Linked DNA regions of Homo sapiens: region 1 is linked to region 2. A link is an interaction called in ENCODE POLR2A ChIA-PET data of the cell type or tissue named here. Cell type or tissue: IMR-90. All regions are shown on one strand. Each heading gives the region's core, and the rest is flanking DNA. Links, peaks and the distances in the headings are about the cores only. Region 1 overlaps ZBTB20 (zinc finger and BTB domain containing 20). Region 2 overlaps ZBTB20 (zinc finger and BTB domain containing 20).

What was found. ChIA-PET counts read pairs that join two places held together with the same protein. Peaks named below come from ENCODE experiments on the same cell type or tissue, not always from the same donor. Only the 100,000 strongest peaks of a DNase experiment are listed, where the experiment ranks them.
Region 1: POLR2A ChIA-PET joins it to region 2 with 5 read pairs; 4 of 35 experiments call an interaction of 5 or more read pairs at or near these places.

What each region holds. Positions count from the first base shown.
Region 1 is chr3:114,431,049-114,447,504 of GRCh38, reverse strand. The region is part of intron 7 of ZBTB20 (zinc finger and BTB domain containing 20); the gene reads left to right. Among named protein-coding and RNA genes, the nearest start is that of ZBTB20-AS5, 14 kb to the left of the region's middle. In IMR-90, for the core only: no CTCF peak of the experiment used is centred there; a DNase peak (open chromatin) is centred at 8,014.
Region 2 is chr3:114,503,101-114,519,556 of GRCh38, reverse strand. The region is part of intron 6 of ZBTB20 (zinc finger and BTB domain containing 20); the gene reads left to right. ZBTB20-AS5 (ZBTB20 antisense RNA 5) reads right to left here. Exons shown (of 3, transcript NR_121661.1): 2 at 958-1,041. Among named protein-coding and RNA genes, the nearest start is that of ZBTB20-AS5, 58 kb to the right of the region's middle. In IMR-90, for the core only: no CTCF peak of the experiment used is centred there; no DNase peak of the experiment used is centred there.

The DNA of each region.
Region 1 (16,456 bases), core at 5,885-9,884, 70 kb after region 2:
CTAAATTTCTCTCTGTGTTTGTTGATATTCTTAAGTGTGAAATTAAATCCTAGCAGTTATTGTGGAATACACTTATTCATTAGCTAATTTGTAAATGTAGAAAAATATATTGCACATGCAGGATTTTGGTGATATTCATTGCAAATCTTCCAAGCTATCTGAACTGTGCAGATCTCCTTTCATTTAATTCTACAAAAGCATCTTAATACTGTAATGCAGTTGTTTCATCTAATTAGTCTAGAGTACCTGAATAAAATGTTACAAGTTCTGAATTGTGACAGCACAGTGGAGGGCAAAGTAGTGTGTTAGTAAGGTGCCTTTGTGGAAGCCAAAATATTTTCAGCAATAACTGAAAATAGATTTCCAGTATCTGTTTTAATGGGGGAAGAGCTACTTGTTTATTTCTTTTTAAATTAATTGAAATGAATAATTGCCACAGAATTTTTGTCAGTGTTACATTGTTTTCAGTACCAATAGAATAAGTTTGATCATGTCTCTTCCTGGTACCAAGTGGAGAAATATATGTACACTGTATGTAATAAATTATCTTCCTTAGTGGAATGTCTTCTCACAGATTGGAGATATTACTGAATATCTCTTGTTAAATCTTGATAAGATCATTTGGCCAAAGTAGAACTGGTCTTGGCTTTAGTACCAAAAGAAATAGCATTTTTAAAAGACTTGGATTTCCTTTGCATACCACGTGTCTGAGTTTGATACAGTCCAGGAAAATAGAGAGGATGAGATGAAATTATTCCTAAGCAGCCGCCGTAGGCCAAACACTGAAACAGTGCCAACCTGGACCAATCAGGCCGGCTTCTCAGAAGATACATGCTTTTGTCAAACACTTACATGAAGAAAGAGAGAGAGGAAGTTCGTGAAACTGTATTTGTATGAATATTCTTCACTGATTTCAATAAAGTCCAGGGTAATAAATTCGATGATTTTTATTCTTTTGTAAAGCAGAAAATCTGAGTTTTTCTGGGCAGCTAAGGTTCTCTAAATGTTGTACTGTGACATCTTTTAAACAAAACTATCCTTTCGAATTTAAGCAGTGCAAAACTTCTCACAAAGAGCAAAGAGTAAAATTGATGGAAACTCAGAATCAATTCCAAACCCATTTCTGGCATGATGAGAATAACATTTGTGCTGTGTTTAAAGTAGTTTAAAACAAGAAAATGATAAAATGATCAATATACTTAAAGCCAAAAATAACCAGGAGAGAACAATCTGTAATCCATTCTCAGTCTGAAACCCCACACTACTTATTTATTGAACATGAAAATAAACAACTATATATTTTATAAGGTGGCCCTGCAAACCTTATAACATATAAACAGTAATGATGAGATGCCAGGCTTTCAACCCTTTATTTAAGCTATGTGTTTAGAATTTAGTCAGGCAAAAACTCCTGGACTTAAACTATTATACATTTATTTGTTTCTACATACCATGACCATAAAAAGAACAAACGTTAAGGAATATATAGATTGTCGCAGTGAACTACATTGCCACCTTACAGTTTATGTACTCTGTTTGTTTTAAAAAGAAAAAAAGGTTTTAACTACAGCAAAAGAATATTTTAAGTTAGAAAGTCAGTTAATTGATCAATATAGAACAGATTTAATATTTCTTTAAAAATACCTTGACTCCTGACTAATTTATTAAATTCAACACATACATAAATGTAAACCATATATATTTTATACTTATTGCTTTAATGGATTGCTTTAAAAGACTAACTTGACACTAATAAATTTTGAACCTGTGGATTCAAGGTCAGTGAATGCTGCTGTCCAAGTTTACAAAAATCTCTCTAGACTTAAGATTTTGCTCTAATAAATAATTTTCTTACCAATTTTTCAGAGGCACTTAACTGGATATATATTTATCGATCAGATAAAATAAAATTGTCCATCTAGATTTTTAAAATTCCAGCTGAAGAACTTAAAATAACAACAAATTGCATAGGCACACAATTTCATTGCACTGAGGTGCTGTAGGAATGATGATAATTCTAATGAGCACTGTGACGAATGCAACTACAATGAAACATGTTTGATTACATCAGTAAGAGTGAACTCAGTGGGCAAGGTCAGAAGGGTGAGACATAGAAGTCATGACTGAGTGGGGGCTAATGATTAAAGTTATGGGAGCTATTTAAAGCCCTATAGCTGGGTGCAAAATTAACAGATGTGGAAAATAAGAGTCAATCAATTCTAAATATGGACAGTACTTTTTCCTATAGGTTATAATTAACTGTAGAATTTACTATTGCAAGGATTTATAACAACATCATAAGCTTTGGTTGTCCAGTGTGATAGTAGATGTAAAGAGCTGTTATGCACATCTGCTTAAAGATTTATGTAAGTGTAATTGTTATAGCAACTTGTTATGCTATTGTTTGAAGTTTAAAAGCTCTGCTTTAAGCGTTGACAAAGCAAATGTCAGCATCAGAGCATCATAATCACTGTATCTTGGAGCTTGAAGGGGCTTTAGATATCTCAATATGGGTGAGTGGGTTAACCAACTCTTCAGAATGGAATATTGGAATATCTGGTCGAGGACCATGTAGAATTTGAAAATACATATATATTACAATGTTTTATATTTGGAAAACAAAATTTACGAGAAAAACTTAACAAAATAGAGAAAGTAAAGCTCTACAAAATTATCTGGACTAATGGTACTATATATTGCATTCTGTGAACCAGGAATTTTAAATAGAGAAGAATAGAAGGATCTACATTAAAACAAGGTTTTATTTTTATCAAAAAAAATTTGATGAGGGGGTTGTCCAACAGATTAAGAAATGATATTCAGGCTTAAACTACTCATTTTGCCAATAAGAAAACTTAAACACAGAGAAGAGATAAAATGCTTTCAAGATGAGCAAGGCAAAACTGGGACCAGAACTCAAGTTTTCTAACTCACGTTTTCTTGATGTACTCCTATGCCAAAAGGCTGACCACTAAAACTAATTTATAAAAATAAAAAGTAAGTGATATCCCACTTTGAAGAAGTGGAAGAAACCAGACCCTCAGGGTTTCTATTTCTATGCCAGTAACCTCACCTCGGATGTGGCAGGGACAAATATGTGTGATGAGGATAAGGCATTCTGAGGAATGAAGGAAAATGCACCCAAATGCATTGTACTCCCTAGAGACTCTGGAGTTAACACTGCTGCCCAGACCTCCATAGCCTTGTATCTCACATTTTTTCTCCCTCTATCGCCACCAAAAAATAAATAACAAGAAAAGTTTTGAGAAATTGTAGTCAGAAGATCTTTTGGAAAGAAGTATTTCTTTGTAGAAATATTCCTGTACAGATTGGTATATTTTACTATCTTATCAAAGTATGAGTTCTAATGAGACATTGATGATTCAACAGGTTTATAACATTACAAACTGGAACAATCCTTGTTTCCTAAGCACACACCACATTTTCCCATCCATGTTCCTTTTCTCCTAGTATTCCCAAATAGAAACACATTCTGCCTCCTTTATTTCTACAACACTTTGTATCTTTTAATGAGCCTTGCCATATTTCATTTTATATGCAAGCTATTTATGTATTTATTTGTAATGTAAAGAACAGGTCTACATAATTTTAGGCAATGTACTTAATTTTACTGGGCCTCACGTTCCACGTCTGTAAAGAGAAAAACGATATCTGCCTTCCTAGGATACTATAAGAATTCCATGAAATGTAGTATATAAAGTGCTTAGCAGAATGACTAGCTCAAGGTTATCACTCATCATTGTTGTTATTGTTATTGCTACTATTACTTATTAATATTCCCCTGCCTCTGATTCTTTCCCATTTATATACTTCTCGAGGTCATAGATTGACCTAATTCATTGTCTTCTCATGCAATGAACACAATGATTTTTGTGTAACAGGAACCTAATAAAAATATATTGAATCTTTTTATAAAAGTCCATATTGGACCTATTATTTCCCTACAAAGATCCTTAAATCCTGTCCTGGAAGTTTAAAATAGTGGTGGTTATGGCCAGTGCCTGACCCACATACATTGTAAAATGCAGTGGTGTTGCTTGCTGTGGACTGTCAGAGCCACATGATTTTTCAGGTTCCCCACAGACCCCCAACAGCTTAAGACTGCTCTTTGCAGCATCCCCAGAAGTGTCAGCTTATATTTCTGGTTCATGTGATTAATGAGCTTGTTACACCTCTGTCTGTAGCCTAAACTAGAAACTTTCACTTTGGAGAGCAGGTCAAGATATCGAATTTAATTTTGGTTGCATCTGTTATAAGCCAATTGTGTATTCATTACATTTATAGATTCCCTCTTCAGCCATATATTTTCATGGCTGTTGAGAGCACCTGAATCTGTGTTGAATGTCCTTAGATTTTACTTTGGAGACCTGAAAATGAGACAGTGAGATCTTTTTGATAGCTAGCTGTCATCTTTGGCATTTTCTTCCCTTTAGTGTGTAATCTGGTCTAAATTTGAAGAAGAGGGCAAGTATAGCATTTTTATCTAGCTTGAATATGGCATGGTAATTCTGTATTAATGAGGTCAATGGTAAATGCAGTTCAGCTACACATTTCTGTTTTTCCAGACATACAAACACATTCTGTGGAAATAGAAAATGTCTAAAAAATGGAAATGATGAAATAACTTGAGACATGTAAGGGTAGAGATATAACATTAAATGTATGGGTTTAGCAAGCAGAGCAACATACAAAGTGGACTCTGAGTATGTATGGATCTTGCCAGTCCTTCAAGGTTTCAGTGGATAGCAAGAAAACGAAAAAGAGGTAGATCACATGAACATGGCAGAAGAGAGACTGACAGCAGGGTGTGCTCAAGTCAGAAGGAATGTTACATTTTAATCAGCCAGAAGTTCCATTTATTTGAGAATAAGCTGGTATTTGTGAGGGGAACAAGGTCACATTTAGTAGAACTGATAATTCAATAAAGGATTTTGACTTTGCCAGAGTAATGGTGTTGGCATCAAGAGAAGAAAGTTTTGCAGATTTCTGTGTGTGCACTTGCTGTTACTGGTGTTCCTGGTGGGTGGCTGAATCATCCTGATGGCATTCAACAGGAACCAGCTGCTGAGAATATTAAAATGCAAGCATTTATTCCTCTAGAGAGACAGTAGCATCTGCAAAGTTTTCCTATCTTGATAGTACAGATAATCCCAGGGAGCATTCTCTAGTAGTTTTCACTCTCTATTCATTTATACATTTTCTTTTTATCATTAGCATTAATATCTCAAGTTCTAAATGAAGAGAAGAGTGCCTGAGTCCTGAGTCCACAACAGGCTGTAGAGATGGATAGTTAACACTTGGCCAAGAACTTGGTATTGCCTCTTGGGCTTTACCTTGAATTGTTATCTAAAAGGGGGAAACTGACATTTCCCTCCCTTGGCCTGTCTTCAAAGCAAAGAGTCATCCATACTCCTAGTCTTCAGCGAGCTCCATCAGTGTAAATCCTGCCCCCAACAACCCCCACCAAACACGAGCTTTGGAGCTTTTCACTTTACTTATAAAATTTGTAAATTTGTTGCTTTCCTTGTGTGTTTGTATTTTATTTGTTTGTTTGGTTTATTTTGTTTTGTTGGTGGTTTTTTTTGTTTTGGTTTTGGTTTGGATTTTTTGAGCTACCATCAACAGTTAGGGGAAAGGGAGTTACAAAAAGGAGGTTTGGACTCTGTAATCTTCCAGGTCTTTCCATCTCTAATATTTATGAATAATGTATTGAACTGATGGAAAAAATGTTGAATATGTTCATTATGAATTATATTCACCGGTGTGTTGCCTAGAATATAAAAGAGCAAAGCAGTTGCCGTGTAAGTGGTTGCTTACAATAAATGTAGTGGTACAACAGAGCTCTGTATCCCTTCTCATTCCACCGCGCGTCGTCCCCAAACACACGCTTTACATGTCTGAGTGGCAACTGCAGATGAGGTGCTTGATGGGATGACAGCCAGCCAAGGTTCTGACGGGTACAGGGACATTCGTAGTGCAGTGGGTCTTAAACAGAAGCAGCCTTGATGAAGGTTTTGATAGTGCAGTTTCCTTCAGGAGAAATCACCGAAGCCAGTTTCACATAGCAAACATTACTCAAGTGCTTTCATGCTGCAGGGGTTATAACTCCTATTAGGAGAATTGAAACTTATAATTTTGCCCCTGATTTTTAAAAAACAGCATGAATAACTAATTTGTCAGCAATGTTACATTCTAAATGAGCCGGAGTGGCAGAAAATTCAGAACTATTTATTATATTTAGCTTCAAAATTCATTATATACTTGTCTCTGTTGGTTTTTCTTCATAATTATGTTTTGTTTAGAATTTATCAAAATAAAATTGTATTTTCTAAGCATTTACCAGATGACATTGAGAAACAGTAACCAGAAGCATGATAAGAGACAAGAAATCTTTTTAGTCACACAAATAATCGACAAAAGAGATAATAAAGAGTTAAAATAATAGCAAAATAGTTTTTCACTGGCCAAAAAACAGTGAGGCCCATTATTTATCAAATATGTCACCGTAACTGATATGCAAATATGTGCCAAAATAGAGAAAGACCATCTAAGGTCAGGGACTCAGAGAGGACAGCCCTAATGTAGAGAATAGTTCCAAGTTAAAGCAGTTCAACAGGAAGGTGCACAGAAAGCTCTGGCTTTTGTCTGATATCCCAGGAGAATAGCAGAGTGTTGATGAGCAGGTTCTGCCTCCAAAAAGCTCTTCCTTCCCATGGTATCACTTCAGAGCCTTTGGACTAGCTCTTGCGAGAGAAGGGTCCAAGACAGTACTCGTACCAGTATCCACTTTATAGTGACATTAATTCAAATAAACTGTCCCAGCGTTATCTATCCTTTTAAAACCTTTTAGAAATAAGCTTTTTTCTCCCCTATGCTCTCTTTAGAAGCTGAAACCCATCAAAGCCCATGAAGAGCAAGTGTAAATTTAGAGCAACCACATTTATCAATAGTTTATAATAATCTCAGAGGAGAAGCAGAGAGAAGAAGAAAGTAAGAGGGAATGAGAGAAATAGTGAAATTTTTTTCAGGAAAATTACATTACCCATTATTTAGATCAAGTCACTCAAAAACAATAAAGGATACCCAATTCCATAGTGGTATCATGTAAGAGCAGATGTGGGAGGATTTTTTTTTCCCCCAGCTCCACCCTTCCTTACAGGACAAATCGCTTAACCTATCTGTGTAATAGTGTATTTGTCAAATAAATAGAAAACCATCTATCCTCATCTACTTCACAGCAGTATTGCTAAGGCTGATTGTGCACACATATATTAATGTATATATCGTAGCTATCTATTTACAGCAGGGGAGAATGGTTTTAAAATAAATGAATCAGAGTTTTATGTGTGCATCCATTGTGAAGGTCAGTCACTTTTTAAAAAAAAAAAAGTAAGACCTTCTCTGCTGATTACCATTTGTTAAAACACTTGAAAATGATGGCTGAGCCTACATCACCTCTGTGAAATGGAAGACTTTTGAAATCTAAGCATGATTATAGAGATTCAAACACATTTCCATCTACTTATGGACCCTAATGGCCTTATGCAGAGCAGCAGTACAAACCTATTAAGCCAAATAAAAGATTAGCTTTGCCAATAGATATCTTTTAAAAAATCCTAAATCAAGGATGTAGCAATTGGTCTAGTGTCAAAGTATAATTCTGGCTGTAGGAGTGAACTGGTTCTCTATATTAGATATTTTTCTTTAATGGGACAAAGATGTATAGAAAGGACGGAATTAAGTTTCAACCTGTACAGACATCCTAGGCATCTGCCAAGCTACTGGTCTATCCACTCAAGAAGTAGGCTAAGTATATATAAAGTCCCTAAGGTCATTGGAAAAGAGGCCACATTCATTTCACTTTGGACTGCTGTTATTCTTTTGATGTTGGTCTGAGCTCTTTAAATCTCTACTTTCTTCATACATACATACATTTTTTAGACATGATGTTACCCTCCAATAGCTTTTCACCAGGCCCATTCCAAGCATCCAGGAAAGAGAAACTTAGCTTCCATGGAGAGTGAAGTCATCGCTTCAACTTAGCATAATAAGAAAGGGAGAAAGCATACTGTTGGTGAAATGAGGGAGTTTCTGCTAGGCTATGACCAGATTCTTCTGTTTCTGCTATTTTTTCTCTAACTGAAAAGAGTTATTGTGGTAATTCACCTGCACTTCTGAACCTGTGTGCATACACCCAAGACCTACTCAAGGTAAAGCCAGAAAGAGATTAAGAGCAGACTTTCATCCAGGGGACTCAGCTTCTTTTTAGTGACTTCTGCTTGTTTTGTTGTTGTTTTTAAATAAATTTGTGTTTTTAGAAAATATGTTTGAATTCCCAGACATTGATATCCTGGGCATCCTTAGGTTGTGACAGAAACACGGATTAGTGACTGTGACAAATGTCGCAGAAGCCAGTGCAGTTGCAATCTATCAAATATGTTGGCAGACCCCAGGATTTTCTGATCCTTGTTGCAGAATTCAGTTGTGTCCTTACCGTAGGAAGACAGGGTTAACTGAGAGTTTTGAGAGTTGTGGTATGTGCTTTTCCATTTGGGTCTGGGTAGCTCTGGGACTGGAATACCTTGGTAAAAACAATAACTAAAACTAGGGCCAGCTTCATGGGTATACAACCTGTGCAGTTGCACAAGGTCCCATGTTTGGACGGGCCCTATGCCTGGCTTGATGTGCTTCTGTTGCTGTCCTGAAATTCTTAATAATTTTTTAATAAGGAGCCCTACTTTTTTTATTTTTCCTTGAGCCCCACAAATTATAGAGCTGGTCTTGCCTAGAATTTATCTTTCCCTAGCATACCAATTGAAAGTATCAGTCATTTTTTCTCTTACTGAAAATGATACCTTTTTCAATTCCTCAAAAGTTAATTCCTCCATTAAACTCTTTGAAGATTTCTGTCCACATAATGTGGTTCAGAAGAACTCATCTCTCCTTCTTTCCTCCAAGCACCTTGAGATGATTATGATCAAGGTGATCTTGTTTTGTAATCAGAAACTCTATAGCTGTCTCAGCCAAGTTTTGTTTTGTTTTTTTTTGGTTTTTTTTGTTTTTTTTTGGCAAGGAGTGAATACTAGGGAGAAATAGTTGTATCATAGTAGTGAGGGCTTTGGCCTTTATTGGATCATTAAAATAGGCTTCAGTCATTAAATTGATGTTTTAAAATGAGCACCTAACATTAAGATTATCTTAGCCTAGGTACCTCCCAACCATCATGTGATCAAACACATCCGTGTATGCTAAAAACAAGCTGATCTCTCAGCTCTGGCCCTGGGCTTCTGCCTCTCTCAGACCCCCACCAATGCCACTGCTAGCTATGTGTTCTGTGGCCTTCCCCTCATCTTCCCTTCTGCTTTCAGCTCAGATCAATCCTTTTATTCTTCTTACTCAAAACACAACTGGCATTAGCAGGAGGCAGTTCCTCGCTTCAGTCTACATGTAGCATCTAAGGAGACTACTTCTTGCTGAGTTTTGTACAAACACACTAATGCCTGCCACCACATTGATGAGTGTGAATTACAGAATTGTAAGGCCTGGAGCAGACCCCAGAGATGGATGGGCCTGTCCACACTGACAGTTTGTTAGGACCAAGCCTTAATCCAGAAAATGTAGGCCTCCTGACTCCTAGTCAGGTATGCTTTGGATAACTCAAGGGGTGTTCGACATTCCTGAAAGATAAATTCCACATGACTGGCTCCTAAACCTGTTTTCAAGCACCCATGAGTGAAAGGAGGAGGAGAAGAAAAAGAAATATATACATATAAATAAATATTTTGTAGGAGCTGAGAAAAGAGTGCTGTGTAACAAGGAGCCTGACTGGCCACCTTGAGCTCTAGTTAGCTGCTTCAACCCTATAAAATACTTCCTATTACTAATAATATCTTCAGGGCTGTTGGAAGGATCTAGAGAGATGCTTACCTAACACAAAGCCTAACTCACTTGGAAGCTGAGGAAAGGTTAATTTCTTCTACCTCTTCCTCCTCCTTCTTTGCCCTTACTTTCACACATTTTTTCCTCCCTGCTCTAGGAAAGGAAGGAAAACAGAAGGGATCTGATGGAGAGATAGTCTTTGTGAGTTTAAATTATATGAGATTAAGCTACTCTCACCTCAACCAAGTAGGCTGTAGTTTGCTGACCGCCTGTTGAGCAACAGCACAACCATGGAGCAACAGAAGAGCCAAAGGCATTTTTGATAAACCATGACATCTCTCAAGGGATTTTTTTAGTGGTTCACCAGCTCCAGACAAGGCCCTGGGCAAAAACTGCAATAGAGACTGGGTTCTTTTCAGTCCTTGTCACCCACTTCATCTTCTCCTCTGCCAGCAGAGCCTAGGGTCCTTGTGTTAGTTAATCTGATTGCTTCCTTCACCTTCCCCTGTTCCAGAATTATCCCTATCCCTCCCTCCAGCTCCAGTTCAAAACTGCTTTACACTGAGATAACTCTCTTGGAGTTGAAGTGGTTATAGCATGAAGGCATGAATGGCTTGACCCCTCCGTGGTATGTTTGCATCTCAGAAGAAGTGCTGGAAAACCTTTTTTAGCAAGGGGACTTTTCTTCTTGCAGGCTCACAATCAGCTATGTTCCCAATGTGACTATACCCACCCCACCCCTTTCTTTTTTGTTTTTTAAGGGTTGAAGTCTGGCTCAATCACCCAGGCTGGAGTATAGTGCCACAATCATGGCTCACTGCAGCCTCAAACTTCTGTCTTTGCTGTAATCACACATGTGATGTGAACTCAGAAAAGCAAACTTTGTTCCTGGAGGAAAGAGAGGGAGGGAATATAGGTTTACATAGTGAATAAAACCCAGTATGATAGCAAAGGGTCTCTCTTACGAAAATATAACACAATATTACTTTTTTTGTATGAAAATAAGTTTCTATCTTGGATAGCCAAGGCCTTAACAGGTAACATTATAAGAGTACTATAAACAAATTTAAAACCCAAATGTTTTGTGATAAGTCAGGGCTTCTACCTCCTGTGAACTCTGGGCATTTTGCAAATTTGAATAATCAGTCATCTCGAGTCTCCTCTTTTTACAGATGAGAGTATTGAGGCTCAGATGGGACACAGGTTTTCTTCTGGGTCACCAAACTCAACAGCAGAGCTGAGTTTGGGGCCCTTGGGCCTCTAGGGAGATCTAGCTTTTCTGTCTGATACGGGAACTCCTAAGAGCACCTCCATCCACCCCAGCCAGCTTTCCTTTCTTCTGGTCATTTCTCTTTAACAGTTGTTGCTCCTGCACTCATCAAAAAAAAATGTCAGCACAAGAATCAAAGGGAGGCTATGGAGCATTAGAGAAATATTAGCAACTATTGAAAAGACATTTTGACCTATTTCTGTAGTTATCAATTTAATAGTATTTGTTGCCAGGAAATGCACCGTTGGCGGGTGGGAAGGTGGATTGCACCAGCAGCCTGTTCTCAGAGGCCCTCCAGTTACAGGAGGTGGTAATTCCAGTTAATAAAAGGGTGAACTTCAAACACATTTTAACCAAATCAAATTGTAGCGGGAAATATCATATTACTGATGTTCAAGCTGACTCACAGCTGGTAACATTAGTCAGTATATAGGCCCCAAATTCTGACTTTTCAGCATTTTCAGATGAGTTTCTGGCAGTGAGAGAGTTCCCCAGGCACATTGTTATGTAGGAATAGGAGATTTTTAGCTAACATAGGAGCTAGCATAAATGAAGAATTTTTTTATTCTCGTTAGACTTTTTATAAGATTGTCAGATATTCAAATAATATGTAACCAAGCCAAACTTCAGGTTGATAGGAAATCTAGAGCCAGGAGTTTTAATTTTTTTGTTGTTTTGTTTTTTTCTGTGACATGTTGGCAAATGATAAAAGCAATTCACTCTGCTAACCAGAGATGCTGGGCAGAATTCCCCCAACACTGATTTCATGCCATGAAAAGCACATGAAGTCTGGCCTGGCAAGGCATGGTGAGGAGCACAGGCTTTGTGTCCTACTGCTCCAATTTGAATTCCAGCTTAGTCCCTACTAGCTGTGTGACCAAAGGATATTTACGTAACTTCTCTGAACCTTAGGATTCTTATACAAAAAAAATGGGCAAAATATCAATCATTCGTAGTTGGTATGAAGATCAAATGAGATAACATATGTAAAGAAATCCATGCATAAAGAAAAACAGTGCCAAACGTGTACCAGGTGTTCAGAAGTGATCACTGTTATCTTCCTCCCTTTTGCTGCTATGGTGTGCAAGTTTTTTTTTTTAAAGAGTTAATTATTTTCCAATAAAATGCACAGCTTTTCATATGATAATAAAAGGAAATGCTGCTGGATACTCCACAGATTAATCTGGTGAGTCTTGTTTGAGTGAATGGCTGTTTGCCACCTCATTTTAGTCCCAGTTAAGCTTAGACTTCCCTTTATTAACCTCTCTCCGGATCATACATACAATAGGATACATGGACTACATGATAAATCAAATGGCCCCCTGATAACACAGTCCCAAGTTGTGTGAGCATTGGTGAGACAATGGATCATATGAATAGCTAGAACCGCTCATCTCTCTTCCACATGTGTCCTACTACACCTCACTTTGAATCAGGAAAGATGCCAGACACCTTTCTATGGGATTGCCTCCCACCTGGATTTTTTCCTAAACTTTTTCCATGCGCCTGAATCTCGGTTTTCACAGAGATTAATTCTGATTTGGTTCGCCTACACTTTTGATGCTCTAAACCTTTTTATTGTTGGCAGATAGTCTCAAATACTGTGTTTGAGAATGGAAAAAGAAAACGCTGCTCAAATGTAAGCACCATTGAATCAAAGAAACCGTATTTTTTCAATTGCATTATTTGAGGATCCAGACAACCTTGAATCCTTTACAAAAGCACATCAGTAAGGCTATCCTCTCTCTTAGAAAGATACACACACACACACACACAAACACACACACACACACCCCAATTGCAGAAGGCTACTCTTCATGAGGTAAAGGACTAGAGTGTCCAAGAGGAATACAAAATGAAAAAGATGTTTCTGTAGGAAGAACCCAGACCTAGAAGCCAGGACATTCAAATTCTATTTCCCACTACCATGGGAAATACGATCTTATATGGATCCTAGCATACCTGCCTCTCCCGAACTCCATCGTCACATCTAGAGAACATGGATTCCAACTCATACTCCTTAGGGGCTATCAGGAAATGTATTTTTTGCTGTTTTGAAAGACATTTTGATACCCCTACCGAGAGCATTTTGCACAGGCCAAGTATTTCCCTCATTTGGAAGACTGAAGCCCTGAATTTTACTTCCCATCACTCTGGAATGGGTAAAAAACTGAACTTTTTACACTAGTGTGGGAAGAAAATGATGTTCTTATAATGCCAACTTCTAGCAGGGTGTTAATAATCATCTAAAATATCTAGAACTAACACAGACCCATTGACCTGGTCTATCATTCAATTGACTTCCACTTTTATCCATGCATGTTTTTGATAAACATTAATTATGGGGTGACCCAGTGTGAGAGGAGCTGTGGACACAGTGAGCACATCCCTCCCCTCACAGCCTAGCTAACCCTCCAATCCCCTAATGCACATCAATTGTAAGTTGACTTAAAGTTGTACAGATCCTTCCTTTCTGTGCATTGAGTCATTTCAGTATGTCTATGGAGGGGTGGTTCTATAGCCAGGAGGACTTGCTTCTTCCGAACTGCTAAAGCACTTATTTGTATGTCTCCTGTGGCACTGATTACATACTGTCTTATACTAGAGCATGTTTATATGTCTCATTCCTCCTGCCACTGCACAGTAAGCTTAATAAATACAGAGACTGTACTTACACACAGTTGTATCCCCCTCAACACCTAGAATGTGCCATCAGAAATAAAAGGTATAGTAGTAAATGTTGTGATTTGAATGAGTGAAATTAACAATGGCATGTGAGTGTTTGGAAAGAAATTACCTTTTCTGAATCCATAAATTTCTACTCAGAAGCAGAGAACATCACTCAGTTACATCAGAAAAGCTTAAGGATGTTTTTTCTTTCCAGTTTATTACTTATAGGTTTCATTCTTCCCCACTCTTGACATTTGCACATAGTAGGTTTTTAATAAATTATTATTGATGTATTTATTAAAAGTATAGAATAAAGTAGAGGTGTCCCACTCCTGTCTTCTAAAATAGTAATTTTGATTTTCATCTACTTCTTTATCTTCAGACCTTGTCTATTCCTACAGCACAGATATCCTGGGATTTCATTCCAAGTGGTTCCTGACTTGAGCTTAGACGTGGTCATGACTTTTAACTTGGCCTCTTTATCAGGCTTCTTACAGGGCAGAAGGAAAATCTTTTTTTTCTGTTTCCTCGTCTCCCTCATAGGACTGTTGTATAGTTGAAAAGGACCTATATCTACGTAAAACTATTTTAATTCCTAGAGTAACATAATAACAGATTCATAATGTCAGATTGAAGAAGCTTTGGCATCCCAGCACACCAAATGGTTTTGTACACCCTGTTTCAAGCTTATCCATGGACCTGAGGGGTGAGGAGTTTATTACTCTAAGCTTTTAGGTTAGGTTCGTATGATCTGTACCAGCTACATTAACCTTGACCTCAGTCCAAATGAGGTAGCTGATTTAATGTGTCCTCTCCAGTCACACAAAAGCTTCACCATTACTCTCCGACCTGATTAGATGCTAAATTTCATCCACACAAAATGATCTGGAACCAGTCGTCTTGGTGTTAGGTCACAGGAAGTGATACCAAAGAATTCCAAAATAAATACATTATTCCAGTTTTCCTTTGGTTCTTCCTCAAAAAGTCTGTCTCACAGCAGGCTCAGAGAGCCAGTCCCTCCTCAGCTAGACATTCTGTTGAGTCATGTTTACTGTCCCCCTCAGAAAGGTTCCAAAAGCAAATGCAAGAGGTTGCCGAATGCAGGGACATGTGGCGTGCATGCTACTGAAGTGAGAGGCATAGCACACACCTGCTTTTTGGCTGTGGCAGGCCATCTTGACTGTGCCATGCCACAAGTTAGCATTTTGGATGAGCAATTGCCATTCTGTTGTTTTCTTCTCAACACATGGTGTTCAAAAACAGTTAAAAGAAAACTGTACCCATTTGCTCATCCCAGAAATCTAAAATTTCAAAGAAGCATGCCAAATTAATTTTCACATAATATTTTCCAAGCTTTTTCTTTGCACTGAGAAATGGTATTTCACTTTTTGAACTCTTGGTGTCCTGGCCTGAGGTAAATGGGTACAGTTTCTCTTTAAATGGCATTAAACATATCAAAGCAGGATTATATCTGTCACTGTCTTTTTTTTTTTTTCTAATGGAATCAAAATCCTTCAGGGAGTGTCCCAAATCCACATTAATGTCTTTGAGTGCTAATGTTTCCACTGGGACTTTTACATTAGCAAAATATAAGTGTGTGGTTTTCCCCCCTCTCTCTGCTGTCTGTATAAGAAAGAGACAACTGCACATCCGTTATTCTCCATGGCCTTCAGCTAACCCATGTTAAGGTGGTAAAAGATGACTAGAGATTTTTGGTGCTAATGTTTCCTTTTCTACCTTTTCACTCCTTTGTGCCACTTGACCGAAAAGCTACTGTGAATGCTGTTTCCAACATGGACAAATCTTTGGAATCCCAGCCATGAATCTTTGAAATCCCAGCATTTGGTCTGTTAAACAGACCAAACTGCAGTAGCTGTCAATGCTGTTTTTACCTTTGGTTCTGATTGTGGAAAAATTAGACAAATACCCAGAACTTTAGGATCTCACTGTAGATATTTTTGTCATTAATATTGGGGTATGAGTCATGTGTCCTTTTTATTGTTGGTGGACGCACTTCCTGTCTACCTTAATCCCTCTTTTTTTGTTCTTTAGCAAAGCAGTTCAAATGGTATTTTGTCAACTCTTGATTATCAAGTGTCAATGAAAGACTACAATGTCATAAATAGAAAATAATTGTAAATAATAAATAACTTTAACATAATGAATCATTAGCTGTCGTAGTACATTTAATCTTAGAATGCACCTTTTTCTTGCATTTGAACATGCTCTGGAAAATTACATTATTTCTTGAATAATCGTTTTTATACGTAATGTAGAAGGGGCTAGAAAGCTCTGCAATATCCGTCTCTGACCCCCTTCCAGAGTTTTTCTTCTTTTAGCACCATCCTGCCTACTGAGGGTTTTAGTTCTGGAGCTGATAGAGACTCTTCATCCATGGAGAGCTGGGAGGTGCCTTGCTCTTGAGGCTCACCCTTTTCATCGTTTCACTTTCTGGAGCACTCTGGAAGACTACACTACTTCCTTAGACCCTCTTCCTATCCTTCCTCCTTCTTCTTCTGTACTTTTTCCTGCTTTTTCTGTTTTTCGTTTTCTTTTCCTATCCCGCGTGAAACTAGAACGTGAACTGGGGTGTATGTTTGTGTGGATGGAGGGGCA
Region 2 (16,456 bases), core at 8,160-12,159:
GTTTCCCCATTGAAACTGGAATCAGATACCTGTATTTTAATATGCAGGGCAAGGAGGGTGGCAGAGGAAATGCTATAAGCCCAGTCTCTCTAAAGGCACATTACTGGGGTTTGATGGAATTCTTGAAGTTGATCTTATTTATCATGAATAAAGCTAGAGTCATGTACTGATCCTGAGCAGACATGGATAAACTGGTTGAACTTGAGGAGATTTTTTTTTCCTGCAGATACATGACTAGTTTGTAAACAAGAGAATTTTACTAAATTAGTATATATGCTTAGGTAAGCTCAGGGAAATTACCAATGTACTGTAAAAATTATTTACTTGCATTGTAGAGACAGACTTTTTCAGATGATTTCCCTAGCAATTGCATTGTTGACCCAGGGAGGACAAAAGGCAAAATTGGCTCTCTCTGAGCCTGCCTTAGAGTGGGGGCAGTTCTATTAGGTCTTGAAGGGAATGAGGATGAAGCAATGAGGCTTTTCTGGGGTGCTTCCTTTAGGACTGAACTTCATTCCAAATATGCAGAGGATCTGACTCCCAGGTACAGCCCAATAGAAACAAAGGGCATAAATCAGAGTTTCATAACTTTGGCCCTATTAACCTTTGGGGCCAGATAAATCTCTGTGGAACAGGGCTGTCCTGTGCACTGTAAGATGTTTAGCAGCGTCCCTGGCATCTACCCTCTAAATGCCAGTAGGAACTTCTCTAACTGTGACAACAAAAAATACAGATATCCCCTGACTGGGGGCAAAAATTAGCCCCAGGTTGAGAACCACTGGCCTAAAGCAAGATGCAGCTTGGGTAAGAAAAGAGAGTTGGAGAATCCCTTAAAGGGCCCAGAATATTCACTAGTTGATCATTCAGCAGGTATTTATTGAGCCCCTGTTATCTTTCAGGCACTCTTCTACTTACCAGGGATACCACTGTGAAGAGTCATGATCTTGTGGAGCTTACCTTCTAGTACATGCATGCCACATGTTCCTAACTAGCAGGTTCCCCTTCCCTCCACACAGCATAACAGCAAATGCTTCAAGCCAACTGAGGGCCAAGAAAAGAAAAACACAAGTTCATATTTGAAGATTCTTTTTTCAGTTTATGAACCTCAAAACGGCTTTGATTTAAAAATGAAACTTGGCAAGTGATTAGTTCATATGTTTTAGTTTATAATATGTTTTAATCATTTTGGGTGTTTTCAAAACAAATGGTGAGATTAGGGGTTTTTTTTCTCTTCTATTTTTGGCCCCTTTCCTCTGGAGAGTCCTTCTCTTGTGTTTAGTTCTTGGTGTTCTTAGTATATTTGAAGAATGCTTTTAAGTATTTGAAATGTGTGTACATGGTTGAAAGGGGATGAGGAAGAAGAAACCGAAAACTTCATGACCCTGCTCAAACCAATACCCATACCCCAGCCCTAAAGCAGTGTCCGGGCACCACATCTTCAAGGAAGGCCCCTTGGAAACCCCTCATGGGCCAGTCCTCTGACCCAGGTGATCTCCTAACCCCCTTTATGTATTCTTATGAGGATATATGATAAAGAACGGACTGTGAGATTTGTTGTTCAAATTTTTCCCCTTAGAATGTGAGCTCAGTGGGTAATAGTACCATGTTGGCTCTGTCCACAGTTCTACTATCTTCAGCATAGGGCCTGGTATACAGTAAGCGCTTAAAAAATACATGTCAAATGGCTGGGTGCAGTGGCTCACACCTGTAATCCTAGCACTTTGGGAGGCCGAGGCGGGTGGATCATGAGGTCAGGAATTCAAGACCAACCTGGCCAAGATGGTGAAATCCCATCTCTACTAAAAATACAAAAATTAGCCGGGCATGGTAGCAGGTGCCTGTAATCCCAGCTACTAGGGAGGCTGAGGCAGAGAATTGCTTGAACCCGGGAGGCAGAGGGTGCAGTGAGCCGAGATCGTGTCACAGCACTTCAGCCTGGGCAACAGAGAGAAATTTGGTCAAAAAAAAAAAAAAGAAATATGTGTTGATTGACTGACGAACTGACTAAGAAACCTAGCTTTTGGGATGTCCTTCCCAAACACTTTAAGCCTGCACACTGCCTGTGGTTTAACGTGCCTCTAGTATGAGACCTCATTGTCTTCCTTATTACTTTGTAAACTGTGAAGTAACATGTTCGCTATCTAGTTCCAAGCTTTGTTCAGTGATTTAGAGGATAAATGCCTATGACTCTCAGTGTCAGAAACAGAGTAAAATTACATATCTTATTTACTTATTTTCTTGTTTAATATATGTTCCCTCTACTGGAATTTAAACTATACAAGGTGGAGAACTTGATCTGCCAATAATGTTATCCTCTGTGCCTAGAACGATGTCTGACACATAGGAGATACTCAACAAATGTTTGCTGATAAAATAAATGATAGGCATTTCATCTATTAATATATTGATTGATAGATTGATTACTTATTAGTGAACAAAAAATGCAGTAACGTGATGAAGTTCTTAGTCATTCATTCAATATCCTAGAGCAGTTCCTAGCACATAGTAGGCACTCAGTAAGTACCTGATGAGTGAAAGAACTGATTCCAATATACTGAAGATTTTTTCTTTTACTGAGTATATCAGTTTTCTGGGGCTTTGTAACGAACTACCACAAACTGAGTGGCTTAAACAACAGAAATTTTTTGTCTCACAGTTATAGAAGCTAGATGTTCAAGATTAAAGTATCAACAGGGTCGGCTCCTTCTAAGGCTGTGAGTTCCGTGACTCCCACCCAGCTTCTGGTGGTTTCCTGGCAATCTTTGGTGTTCCTTGGCTTATAGAAGCATCAGCCCCAATCTCTGCCGTCATCGTCACATGATGTTCTCCCTGTGTGCATGTCTGTGTTTAAGTTTCTCTTTTTTATAAGTACACTAGTCATATTGGATTGCAGGCCCACTCTACAGCATGACCTCATCTTAATCACATCTTCAATGACCCTATTCACACATCTATTCATATTCTAAAGAATTGGGGGCCAGAATGTCAACATATGAATTTTAAGGGAACATAATCAACCCATAATACTAAAATAATAGAGATCTTCAGGTAGTAGCATTTTGATGGATGACTTCTATTTGGAAAACCTCAGCTTCTCAAAATAACGTATAGATTTATGATTCTATATGGAAATTGATGTGGTAATATTAAATAGCATTTACTGTGTTATACCAAGACATATATGTTTATAGAGAGGAAACATAAAGAAAGTACAAGGGGCATGAATGTACATGGCATATATCCTTGAATGCTGAGTAGTGTGGTGTCACCAGACAATGGGTTATGTGGGGAAGACTGCTGAGAGGTGCCAAAGGGATTTGTATATGAAGCAAAGCGGCTTGGGGGTTGGGCTTCATTTTACAGGCCTCCAACATATAAGGCAAAACTTATTGAATGGTAAATGAGTATAGCAAGGATGAATTTTATTGTATGTAAATTATACCTCAGTGAACCTGACCTTTAAAAGAAAGAAAACAATGAGGTTGAAGAATGGATTTTGGAAGCTAACAATTCAGAAGTGTTTGGTGACTTTGGCAAAAAAAAAAAAAAAAATTGTTTAATTAGAAACACAGCTAGAGAAACCAGATTGTAATGGTTTGAGGAATAAACGGGAGCTTAGGAAGCTTGAAGGTGGCACAAAAGAGGGAAAGATAAAGTCTGCAAAAGATGGTTTGTTGTTTGTTAGTTTATTATCATTGTTATTGTTGTTACCTTAAATGAAGACAGCTAAAGCATGTTGGCAGGCAGTAGGAAAATTGAAAATACAAAAGAAAGGAAAAGTAACTGATATAATAAGATCCTGGATGAGGTTATCAGTGCTAGGCAGAAAGATCTCTGAAATGTTACAGGCGGATTCATTGGTGGCAAAGGTGGAGTGATAGGAAGTGCCATTTGATGGCCTCTGTTTTCTCTATGCAAAAGGAGGCAAGGTTACTAGCTGAGAGTGAAGGGTAGGGGATGGGTTATAACCAGTTAAATAGAGTAATGAATGAAACTGTGGAGTGAAAAAGGAAACTGACTAGGAGCAAATTTTAAAATTGCAAACTAATTCTGAAATTCGAACTTATGCTGGAAACCGTAATTCTGCAGGAGCATCAAGCTGTACAGTTTTGTGCTTTTTCTCCAGCAAGGATCAGCAGCCTGGAAGCTGAGGAGAACATACATGTGGGTTCATCTGAGCTCCAGAACTAGGTAAATACAGTTGAGAACTGTAGATGAGGGAATTGATGGAGCTGGTGGGTATCTCTAAAGTTAACAACCATGGGCGTCCAGACTGGTAGAGAAGAAACTGGAAAATAATAGTCTGGGAGAAAAGAGGAAAAAACAAGAAAACCAAAAAGTCAGGGTGAGAAAGTAGAGTACTTGTTTTCTGGAGCCATATGTGTCCCCGTAAGGAGCCCGGCCTTACAAAACAAGTCTTATGCGACAGGTCTCAGAGAAAATGCAGAAAGTAGAATGAACACATTACAGGGCATAGACTGGATTCAAGAACATAGCCTGGTGGTCAGTGTTTCATTCCTAACTTGCCACTAATTTAAGGCAGCTGTCATTACCACCATTATCACAGAATGCTAATCCTTAGGAAAAGAATGTAAGAGTAGAAGAAATACCTGTGCATGTAAGAGCAGAATAAATAGGAACCTCCCATGGGTCAATGGCAATAAACTTGACAAGAAGCAAATTGTTTTATTTTTTGCCTTGGATTCCAAAAGTGTGCTGAGGTTTCCCTCTAGGCATGCTCTTTTACTTTTCTTAAGATTATCGATTTATTCTGTTAGAGAGTCTACAGAGGTGACACTCTTCTTTTCTGGCCCTCGCTCTCCCTTTCTTTGTTTTCTCTTTCTCCTCATTTCCTCCTATCTTAATGGATTGAATGTTGTCATATGTCTCAGCAACCCTCCCCAACCCAGTGACCAAATAAAGTATTCCCCATTACTTACTATTGGATTTTGTTTAATCCCCAAGAAGACTGGGCTAAGAAGTTAGTGCTTGTTTAGAAAACACTTTTAGGTACTTTGCAGATAACACTGTACCACTAATCCCTCATGCCCTATACATTTAGATGAACCTGGGTGTCTCTCTCTGGTATTCGTAAGAAAAGCTCTGCTCCTATGGGCCCTGTCTCCATATGTCAGCCTAGCAAAGTAACCAACCATGTTATGCACTGTGAGATACCATCCTCTAGTTATCCTTTACTTGCTTGAGTGGACTGAGATGAACATAATATACAAGGTTTAGTAGTTCCTAAACCCTATGAGAATTCCTAAGCTCCTTCTCTTGATGTTGTCAATATATAAGTTCAAAAAATAGCTTTGGGGGAATTTCAATAAACAACTCTAAATAAGTCCTCTTTCCTTTGCAAATATAAATCCTTTGTTAAATTTTATTTTTTTCCTTTTGTTTTCTACTCCTGATTCTGTTATAGCTCTAGCAATGCTAAAAACAAGCTGGTTTGGAGATTAATATGACCAGACATACCATGAATTTTTTAAATCTCAAAAGTCCCAGTTTATCCTTCTTGGTAAATCGAATATCTGTTATATATACATACATATACACATACATAAACACATACATACATACATACATATTTATGCAGTATGTTATTATGTCTTCTCTAAATTCTTTTTTTTTTTTGTCTCCCTGTCTCCTAGAATTCTTCCTAAATGCTTTTTTTTGTTATAATAAAGAGGTAGGAGAAAGAAAACCTGAAGAAATGGAGGAGAAAAGAGTATGAAGTGCTAGAAGATGGAAGGAGAAGGCACACTATGGAATAAGGGAAACCAGTGAGGAGATTGAAAAAGTAGTGATTTTCTTTTCCCGAGTTCCCTTAGACTGCTTTTAGGTTTGGTTTTGATATTTCTCTCACCTAGTGCCCCAAAATGACCTCTCCCTAGCAATTTGTTCCATAAAAAATATTCCTCTTACTGCCAGAAAATATCTCTTACCTGTCAAGCAGGTTGAAATATCCTGCCCCAGCATCTAAACATCCTCTCCAGCCTGCCAAGCCCCTAACCACCTGACCCAGGGGACTTGGACCCATTGCCATTAGTTCTACACACCCCCTACCCCATGCCAGCATGGAGAGTGTTAATGGCTGATGTAAGTGTGAAAGAACATAAGCGATAATTTGGTTTTACTTTATTAAAATTCAAAATATAAATAGGTAAACTACATGTTGAATTCATAAAATTCTTCCTCCACTGTTTAGAAATACAAAAACTGCATTTTTAGAAAAGGGATTGATTGGTGTCATGTACGTATTTGTTCACGTCTGTTGATGCAAGATAATAAGAGTATTAACATAGAGGTGGAATAATGGTATTTATAATTTCATCACCACTGTTTATATAAGATAAAAATGTCTGAAAGCAACAGAGAGAACATTTGCTGCTCTATACATACATTAAATTCTCCCATTTTTGTTTATAAAGCATATGAGGAGGAAAAACAAGTTTAACAAATTGAGGAAGAGTTAGTGTTCTTTTTACCATGTCCACTGTCATTTACCTAAGGTAGCCAGGTTCAGAAAATACCAAAATATAGTGGAGAGGGTAACTCCTTATAAGAGAATATAGGGACCAGAAATATGCACTTGGTTAACTGTTCTCTGAGATTGAGATTACTTGAGCTAGATTATGGTCCTCTGTTCAATGCAGAAATTGTTCTACCCCAGAGAGTAGTGAGTACTACGTCTGGGAGACCAGTAACTTGTGTGTAATTTGCCTGTAACTTGAGATATGTATCTTAGGGGCTGAGGCTCCATTCCCTCTTTCAAAAAAGAAAGGAAAAAAATGGTGCTTCAGATCAGATTGTAAGGACTCATTTCAAAAACTTAAATAATTCTGGGTAGACTTTTATATTTTCATGGCTGTTTGAGAAAGAAAAGTTAGTTGGGAGTGGAGAAGGGGTTTCTCATTTATATAAAAATTAGCTGTGTTGATAGTATAGCTCACAAAGGATCAGGTCATTCATGAAAGGTTAATGGATGTTACAGGGCAAATGAATAAAAACAAATAAAGAACAAGAAGAGGAATCATCATGGCAGGTGGTTATATTTATAACTTGTCTAAAGTGGGCTAATAACCTGTCAGTGATAATAGAGACAGAAACTCTCCAAAACATACATTAGAGTGGAAGGTCCTTGAGGGCAGAAGTAGAATCCAGTTGGCAGAGTAATCAATAATAGACTCGGGAAAACTATTTGTTGAATTAATGAATGAATGCATGGTGTTGGAAATACTTTGTATATTCTCCCCTATCTTAACCAACTCTCAAGATAAGTTCAGAAACTTTATTAGGCTGTCATGAAAGAGTTGATATTTAACAAGGACATAAAGCAACTAATTTTTATTAATTAGTTCCTTTTAGTCCCCATTCATATTCCTATCCCTGTCTATTTTATTGTCTGTTGGACCAATTTTGCATGAAAATGTTAGGAGATGAAGTCAGAGAAATAGTAAGGGACATACTGTATTGGTCTAACAGACCATAGTAAAGGCTTTAGAATCCTAAGCATCAGTGAGCCTGAAAAAGTCTACTGGGCAGGAGAGTCTTTGAAATCACAACAACCCTATTTTTTTCAGAATTACCAGATGAGACACTTCAGCCAAAGGCTGGAGCCCTAGATATAAGAGCTTGATTTAGGCTATTTGTTAACTGTGATATTTCTGACCAGTATAAATAAAAATAAACTGTGCTTCACTGGACCTTTGTTTTTTGCCTATTGAGCTAGTTTTATCCATCAATTTACCCCAGTTGGCAGCCTTACCTAAGAGAAGCTTAGGGAGCAGTAGCAAATGTGTTTTTCAGCACACTGAAGACCTTATAGAACTTATCTATAAGGTCTCCAGTTCTAAAGTGTAGGATTTAAGACACTAAACAAAAATTTAAAATATTAGATAGATTTTCCCTTGTACTAACTGTTCACTGAACTAAGAATTATAGAATTCCTGTGTATTTAATAGTGTATGCATAAATCACTTTGCAAAGGAAAGAGAGGTTAAAAGTTCACATAAGACATATATGATCTCTAACCAAGTCCTTCCAAGGTGAACCAATTTGCTACACTTACTTGTAAGAATGAGAGAAATCCGATAGTTTGCCTAAGATGGGATATTCAGAAGTCATTTTCTTGTCCATTTAAGTCTAAATCTTTAAAACTCTGAAGCCATGTTACTAGTAGAACCGAGGGAAATAGCCTAGAATTTTTCTTGTCACTTACAGAGATGACAGACTTACAATATGATGATTCTTTTGAAAGCTTCTTACAAGACCTAGAACTTGTCTGGCTCCATTTATCTGGCCAGGATGTATTTCTATGATTTATCCAATGAGATTCTTAGCAGAGCCTTACATTTACTGCATAAGATAATTATATTTCTTTTCTTTGCCATGACAAAAACCACTCTATACTATACACATAACTTTAAAGGTTGCCTTTTTTTTTTTTTTTTAGCATGTGGACAGAGTCTATAAAAGCTTTTTTCAGTTTCATCATGTTGACAAGCTGATTCCATTAAATCACCCACCACCATCATGTTCACTTTTTTTTTTCTTTTTTGAAAAGTTAGAAAACAGTGATCATCTTAGAGTTTTCAAGGCATTCCCTTTGGAAAAAATAAATCTGGAAAAACATGAGTCTGTTCCTTCAAATGGAAAAAAGGCCCTTCTCTTGAAGCTATTCGGGATAGGGAAGGAGCTCTCGGTCTTTTACCCCCTGTAAGATCGGATGTTTTTTAAACATTCTGAGTATAGATCAAACTTCTCTACCTCAGTGTTTCTTATGTATTATTTGCTACTTCAAATGGACACTGCAAGAAGTTAAATGAATGACATGAAAGAGATTCGTTCAGGGATTTCTTAGTATTTTGCACCCTCGGATGCAATGCAATTAGATAATATTTTAGGATCACACTGCTGTTTTGATTAGGGCAGATATATCCCTGCTCCTCCCATCACCATGCTTTCCTCACTGAGGGGGAAGAAATCATATGATCATGCTGCTGCTGGGTCATTTAAAGCATTGAGTGGATGTGTGAAATGAGAAAAAAAAAAAAGCTCAGTGTGGGGTTAATTAGCTCTGTGGCGTTGTGGGTGGGTCACTTCCTCCAGACCAAATCATGCAGGAGGAACCATGCATGTGCAGACTGACAAAATTAAAAGAAAGCCCATGAACCTTCAGACTCTAGGACAAAAATTGATTGCCTTTGGAAACAAGAAAGGAACCCTTTCATGCAGTGAGTACTTTGGGCTTCATTGGTCAGAGATGAATGGACTTCCCTTGAAGTGTCGGCTCAGGCCACTGTCATATACTGAAAATGAATCTATGGTTTGAGAAGGACCTGGCAAATCTGGTACTTTTAAAAATTTACCTCTGCTGACACTTTTTAAAATCATGTCTTTCTCAATTAGGATACTAGCCTTATTTTTGAGGTCTCATCTTGGAAACAACATAATTTCTTCCCCAAAGTATGGGTGAATACTTTATATTTTCGTAATTGTGTTTCACGGTATTTCACAGACTGCTGCGGGTTCCCTGCCTGCTGAGATTCGTTCAGCTGTGGTTTGGCCTGAAGGGTTCCCACTAGGTTGTTTACAATCTAATCCTTGAAGTGGGAGGTTAAGGAGCAGATAGAAAACATCCTCGATCCCTGGATCATTAATAGGTGAATACAAGAATTCAGATATTTACAAGGAAATCTCACAGGCCAGGATTTCTAGGGCAGAAAGATATTGTGAGAGGCTCCTGGAGCATATGCTGACAAGGAGCCAGGAACCAATGGAGATTATCCATGAGGAAAACACTGACAAATATGTTAATAAAATTTCAGTGCAAACCATTTGGGGTTTCTTATGTTTCTGCCTAAATTACTCTGACTTTAGTAGTAACAGCACTTCATGGAGTATACAGAGAGTCACCAAATGTTTATGACTTTTGAGAAGAAGAATATGTGTGTGTGCACGTATGATGTGTGCATTTATAGGTATATATCTTTATTTGAAGTAAAACTATAAGCACAATTGGCTTCTTGAGGTGGGGAAGCAAATGACCCCTTTTAGCAGTATACTTGGAAAACTCGAAGCATCTAGGACGGAATTTGCCACCACCACCACCACCACCACCACCACCACACACACACACACTCCCCAAATACTTTGCTTATTACCTGTGAAAAAAACTGAATGTAGATCTTGTATCAACAGTTAAGAAAATGCAAATTCCCCTAAGTAGAGGCATTAAAACAATTAAATGAATATATTTTTAGCAAACTGAGAGCAAGTTGTGGTTGGGGAGATGGAGAGCTCACTAAGAGTATCCCCAAAGAAGCAGTCTCAGCCGCATTTGTTTCTGTTTCTTTAACTGCCTGGTGATAGGAATGTGGATGTGGAAATAAGTAGGACTAGAAGGTGGGGGAAGCAGAAAGTAAGTTTTGCTAATTCTAACAACCTATGTTATCAGCTTATTGTGCCACAGCTTTTCAAAATTCAAGTTGCTGGTTAACTTGACACCTTTACTGTTCCATTCATTATGAAGCAGCATAAGCAATGGCTACATGCACCAACCATTATCCTAGTTAGGTTGTCAAAGTTAGCTTAATGCTGACTTTATTTTCTGTAGTGATACTAAACAAAACGTTTCTTTTGAAAGGTCTTAGACCTCTATCCTCCCAACTCCTGATCACAGTAATAACCAACCTCAAGAAGTCATTAGTGAAGACTAGAACAATATCCTATAACTAGTCAGCTATGAAGAAATTGGCATAGCTGACTCTTTGATTCATGTTCTTATGGAAATAATGGGTTGCAAAATAAAACTACATTTCTTTCTCTCTCTCTCTTGAATTCATTTTTTTACTGGATCTTCTCTACAAGTTACATTGGAATGCAGATTTTGTTTTTGTTTTTGTTAACAAGATTCGAATAACACTCAAAGGCTTTAAAAGCCAAAGTCCATCTTTAGATATAGCTTTCTTCTTTAATCTACTGCCAGTTTCTTATGTATGTGTATTTTTACCTTCCTGATGCCTTCGCCTGTTGATTGGTACATGTTAGTGCTTTGCTTATAAGAGTTGGGCAATAGTTCAGTGATCCAGTCCAAATCTGGGCCATAGATAGAATGGACTCATCTTCTATTTAAGAAAAGTGGCAAACTGCTTTAAATGAATTTGGTTCAGACAAGGTCATTGGAGCTGTTCATCTAACCCTGTGCTGTATGTAATGGACACTTCTGCTGAGCTCCAAAGCTAAAAGGTAAATAGACAAAGAAAGCCAGTAACTTGCCACCCCTGTTAGACCTTATCTGTGAGTCTGTTATTAGATTTACATTCTTAATCATATGGGGCACATTTTGGTCATTTAAAGGAATTGTTTAGTGGTTCTCCTGTTGTCTTTGAAGATGGTCCAGGAAATAATAATAGTGAGTTCATATATTACTTTCTGGACCTTCAAAAAACTTTTTCTTTAATTGGAAATTGAGTTTATATACATATTCAATATGAGGTTTATGAAATATTCAGCAAATTTCTTAGACATGAAAGAATTAATTGTTAGACTGTTTTACTCTAGATAATCGCTATGTTAAAGCCTTAGTAGATTCAAGTACATTTTTCCCAATTTTATTTGTGTTATATGCACTTGGCAAATTGAATAAAAAACGTGAGCACCATATATTACTATTTTGAATGTAATAACTTATCAACTATCTGTATTGCTTATTTCTTTTTAAACTGTAGAATGTATTTTACTCAACTGTATTGTGATTCTGTATAATTTTTAGGGTGAACATTTTATAGAATTTTATAGAATCATACAGAGTTAAACAAGACTAGAAAAGTTATTGAATTCATTCTCCTGACTGGAGGCAGAGCTGCATTTATTTTATCCAAAATAGATGAAGATTTTTCCTATTTTAAGAGAGTCAGGAAGAAAGAAATTTCAGAACTGCTCTTAGCAATCTATTTGATTATTTACCACTTGCATATTTAGAATGTTCATCTTTAAGTCTTAAATTCTGCACTGGACGGTTTAATGTCATTTTGCCCTAGGACAAAAATGCTGATCATTATCCTCTTTGTAACAACTTTTCTTATAGTCAAAAAACCATAAAGACACACCTCAGCTCTTTCTTCCCTAAGCTAAATTATCTCAGTTTTTCAAACATTTGCTTTTGTTTCTATAGCTCTTTCTATACCTGAGTGGCAAAGGGGACTATTTTTAAAAGCTCTGTCATATGTGATGCCTCTTAGAGAGGCACTGCATATTTTAATTTCACTGTGCTGATGTGGAAATAGCCACAACTTTTTCATTATATGCTGATGGACAGGGCATTTGTGTTCATTTAACCTTGAGGTTTAAACTTGTTCCCGAAAAAGTAACTGACTCATAGCATTGGCTAGACCCAAGAATAAAGAGCATCAGTTTTCCTAATCTTCAAGCTCATCTTGCCCCCACTCCTAAAATGCACTAAAATTAACTTTTCCTTGACCTCTCTCTGGTGCTATTTATTTACTGATTTAACAACTTTCTTCTGTCATCTCTGTCTCCTAAAATAGACGGACAGCATTTATTCAACAAACATTGGAGTGTCGTGCTGTGTTTCACACACTATGCTAGGCTTGGGAGATTCAAGTGTGAACCGTTAGCTGACTCAGAGACATAGATGTCCCAGGCCATGTTCAGGGAAGAGCAAATAGGCTGTCACCGTATATAAAGAAGCAGCAGTGGGAAAATTTTTTATTAAAAGTAGAGAGGTGGGCCGGGGCCAGATTGTGAAAGGTCTTGGAGGCTCTTAAGCAAATAGTTGGTAGTGACAAGTCTAAATGATTAGACCACATGATAGCAGTGCCAAACCTTTTCAGCATCCCTTAAGATCAGTTTACTATAAGTCAAAGGTCCTGGTACATCAATCCCTTTGGAATTTATAGAGCTACAATTTCAGTAGTTTAAGATATAGAAGAGAAAGTTCTTTGGAATCAGATTGTAAAGGATTCCTGAATGTCATCATGCTAAGGAATTGTGTCTAGTTTAGCAGCAATAAAAAACCATCCTAAATGTATTAAACAAATTCGGTCCTTGCCACCCCTCCCAGCACTACTGCTTTCATTTCATTCTAGTCTGTCAGACCCTATCCCCGTAAGAATCAAGAAGGAACAGGGAGATTCATATGGGGTGGGATGGAGTGTTACATTGTATCTTGGCAATGTCTCAGGCGCAGAAGCAGTCCCAGACCTAATTGCTGAACTTTAAAATCTTCTCTCTTTATTGATTATAACCTTATTTCATCATCAAAATTTTGAAGGCAGGCCATTTTTTAGGATTGTTATCATAGCATCTTAAGAAAAAAAGATCTCAGTATCATTCTCTTATTGTTCTTCTTGAGACGGATCCAAAATAATATGCGTTTTGGAAAGCAGACCCCAAGATATGTATGACCATTTGTGGCATTTATAGTCTTCTTCTTCCTGACCAAAAGGAATGAAAATACATCAAGAATCTGTCCTGCAGGAAACCCCAAAGTACCTAGAGAGTGATGGCACAGGTTCTGTATGCACATATAAATACCCTTGCATCTGGCTTTCTCCTGTAAACCTTTTGCCAAATAGAAAATAGAGAATTAAAAACTCCCAAATTCAAGATGCATGAAATGTCATTAAATCTAGTACAAATTTTTTTGAATCTGTCAGATAAAGGAAATCATGTATCCAGAGTAAAGATGGAATATCAGTTGACAGGCACTTAATTTTGAGAGACATATAAATCTAAAAATCTAATAGTGCCTCATCCTTTGAAAACACTGGAAACCAGAAAGGTATTAGGAAAATCAATAAGGTAAAAATCATCATCCTACTATTTGGAATGACTCCCACATAAGAATTAATTAACGCAATACTTCTAGAACGTTAAAGGGATGTTAAAACATTATCTCTACCGATAGAAAACAAACATATAAACCCATCTAACTTTTAGACAGAGTAGTTAAGGAAAAAAGATTGGAAATATTAATTAAGATTGGAAATAAGAGGTCATTTCTGTCCTGTTGTCACACCATTTACCCTCTTCAGCTAGAAGGATAAGTGTCAAACTTCAGTTCATCCAAATTCCTCAGCTCTGTCATCAGTGCAGTGACACATTCTAATTTTCTGACTCATTTGTGATGAATAATCTCTCCCTTTTCTATTCACAATGCTGAAAGTAACCAATTTTGGTGTGAGTTATGATTACTTATTTTCCCTTTTTTTCAATTGCACTATTATTGTTTTCTCTTAGCAGAATTTGTCTCACTCTTTATCACCCAGTGTGAATCTCATGTTCAGAAAAGCCCATGGACAGTAATAGTGCCTAGGCTTGGAGTTAGTCAAGAGGAATGAGAGTCTGACGACCCAGATTCTGTTTTTAACCCAGCCAGATACCTCAGCTGGCAAGTGGTTCAGCTTCCTCACCATAAAATGGGTATAATAATAGCTTTCGCTTACCACTGTGAAATATTTAGAATGCAAATCAAGCCAAACCTGTCTGCTTCCAAAGAGAAGCTTAAACTAGCCTGCGTAATCCTGAATGAGCCCAGATTCAAGGGGAAACATAAAGTGGGAAACTCCTAAAGGTAGTGTAATTTAGTGGTTAAAAATATGTAGATTTTGGAATGGCACACACTTATTCAGACGCCAGCAGCGGTATGATCTGAGCTGTTTCCTAATTTCTCAAATTTCTCTTTTTTCTCTAGTAAATTGGAAGTAACAGTATTTTCTCTTGTAGTGGGGATTAAATGATACACTGCTAACCATGCTTCTCAAACTCTTCCACTTGGGTGATCCTCAAGTTAGAGTGAGTGATCCAATACTAAGGGTGCCTGCCAGGACATTGCTTGAAGTAGTCTGCCACAAACAAGACTTTTCAGTGAAGTCTCAGGTTTCACCCAAAAAATATATACACAGATTTTCCTTTCAGCTCCTCAATATATTCTTGTTTGTTTCACTCAACCGGAAGTTCCATGAGGACAAGAACAGTATCTGTTTTCTTTTTGGTATAACATTGAAGAAGTAGTTATTGGATAAATGAACACGTGTGCAAATAAGACTTTAAATTACTTGCCCACAAGGAATACTGACCCTCCAGGAAGACAGCCATGTATTTACTATTTATTTTGTGGCTTTTTCTACTCCCGTTACACTGCTCACATTCCTGGGTATACTCATATCCAAATTTGGGAAGGATTTATTTCTCAAGGTACCTGAAGGACTCAGTAGATAGTGATTCTTATATCATTATCATCTCTCTGCTCGGTACTCCTCTACTCCATTGTTGCTAAGGCTTTGTAGATTTTTTTAAAAAAGAAATTATAAAGGACTAGGAAGGTAGGAGTCTGGCAGGCCTTCAAAGAAGCCTGTGTGGCTCTAACCACATACCCTTACCCACTTAGAACTCTTTTTTATACATTTTCTTTGCTGCTGGCTTTAGTTTATAGCATTTCATGAAAACTCTGTAGAGGTGAGTAGCTATGGGATTGAAAGAGGGTTTTTCTCCCCTGTCTGCCTAGGCCAGGGGTTCCTAACCTGGGATTCATGAATGGCCTTCATGGAGTCTAGGAGTTCCTTGAAACTTGGTGTTTTTGAGGAGTTTTCTGGAGAAAGAGATTCTCATAGGGATCGGTATCACTTCAAAATGTTGAAAACCACTGCTGTAGAACTTTACATAAACTACACTAGAATTGACTTTAAAGTTATAATTAATAATATTTTTGATTCTTGGAGATTGACACTATATAATAATTTCCACTCAGACATTATAATACGAAGATTAAACTTCACCCCTCGTCATCCCCCTCTCTCTGCTCATCCCCCACCTTCCACCCTGATATTTTAACGTCCTGAATTACTTGGGCTTTACAGTTTTATACTCTTTGCTAGATATATTTATGCTTTGAACAAAGTGTGCTTAATGCAAATGTTTTTAATCCTCTGTGAAACTTTTATAGATAATTCTTTGCATTTCAGATAAAAACAACTTATAGACATATAAGGTGAATATCACTTAGGTGGAAAGAGCATGTATCAATGAAATAACAATTTGAATTGAGCAAATATAAATCTATGTAGATTAATACATATTCTCAGAATTACATAGCAGATTATAATTCAGTCAAGAAGTAGGTGTCTTTTGATGCCTATGAACATTTATGAATTGTGTAAGAACTCTGAGATTAAATTTTTAGCCATACTATTAAGTTTGGGATCATATTATCATTTTATATTAACATATAAGTACAACAATTATATCCAATAAAACTTCCATCTAACTTGGCTTTAATTTGTTTTAGACTGTGACATACACACTGTAATTTTTCTCTCCATTTTGGATTCCTATCATTGACAGCCATCCTGTGTGTCATTTGACATCCAGGAAAGATAGTTTTTCATTCCAGACATTGGATGTGTTAGTCAATTTGGGTACAACTTAC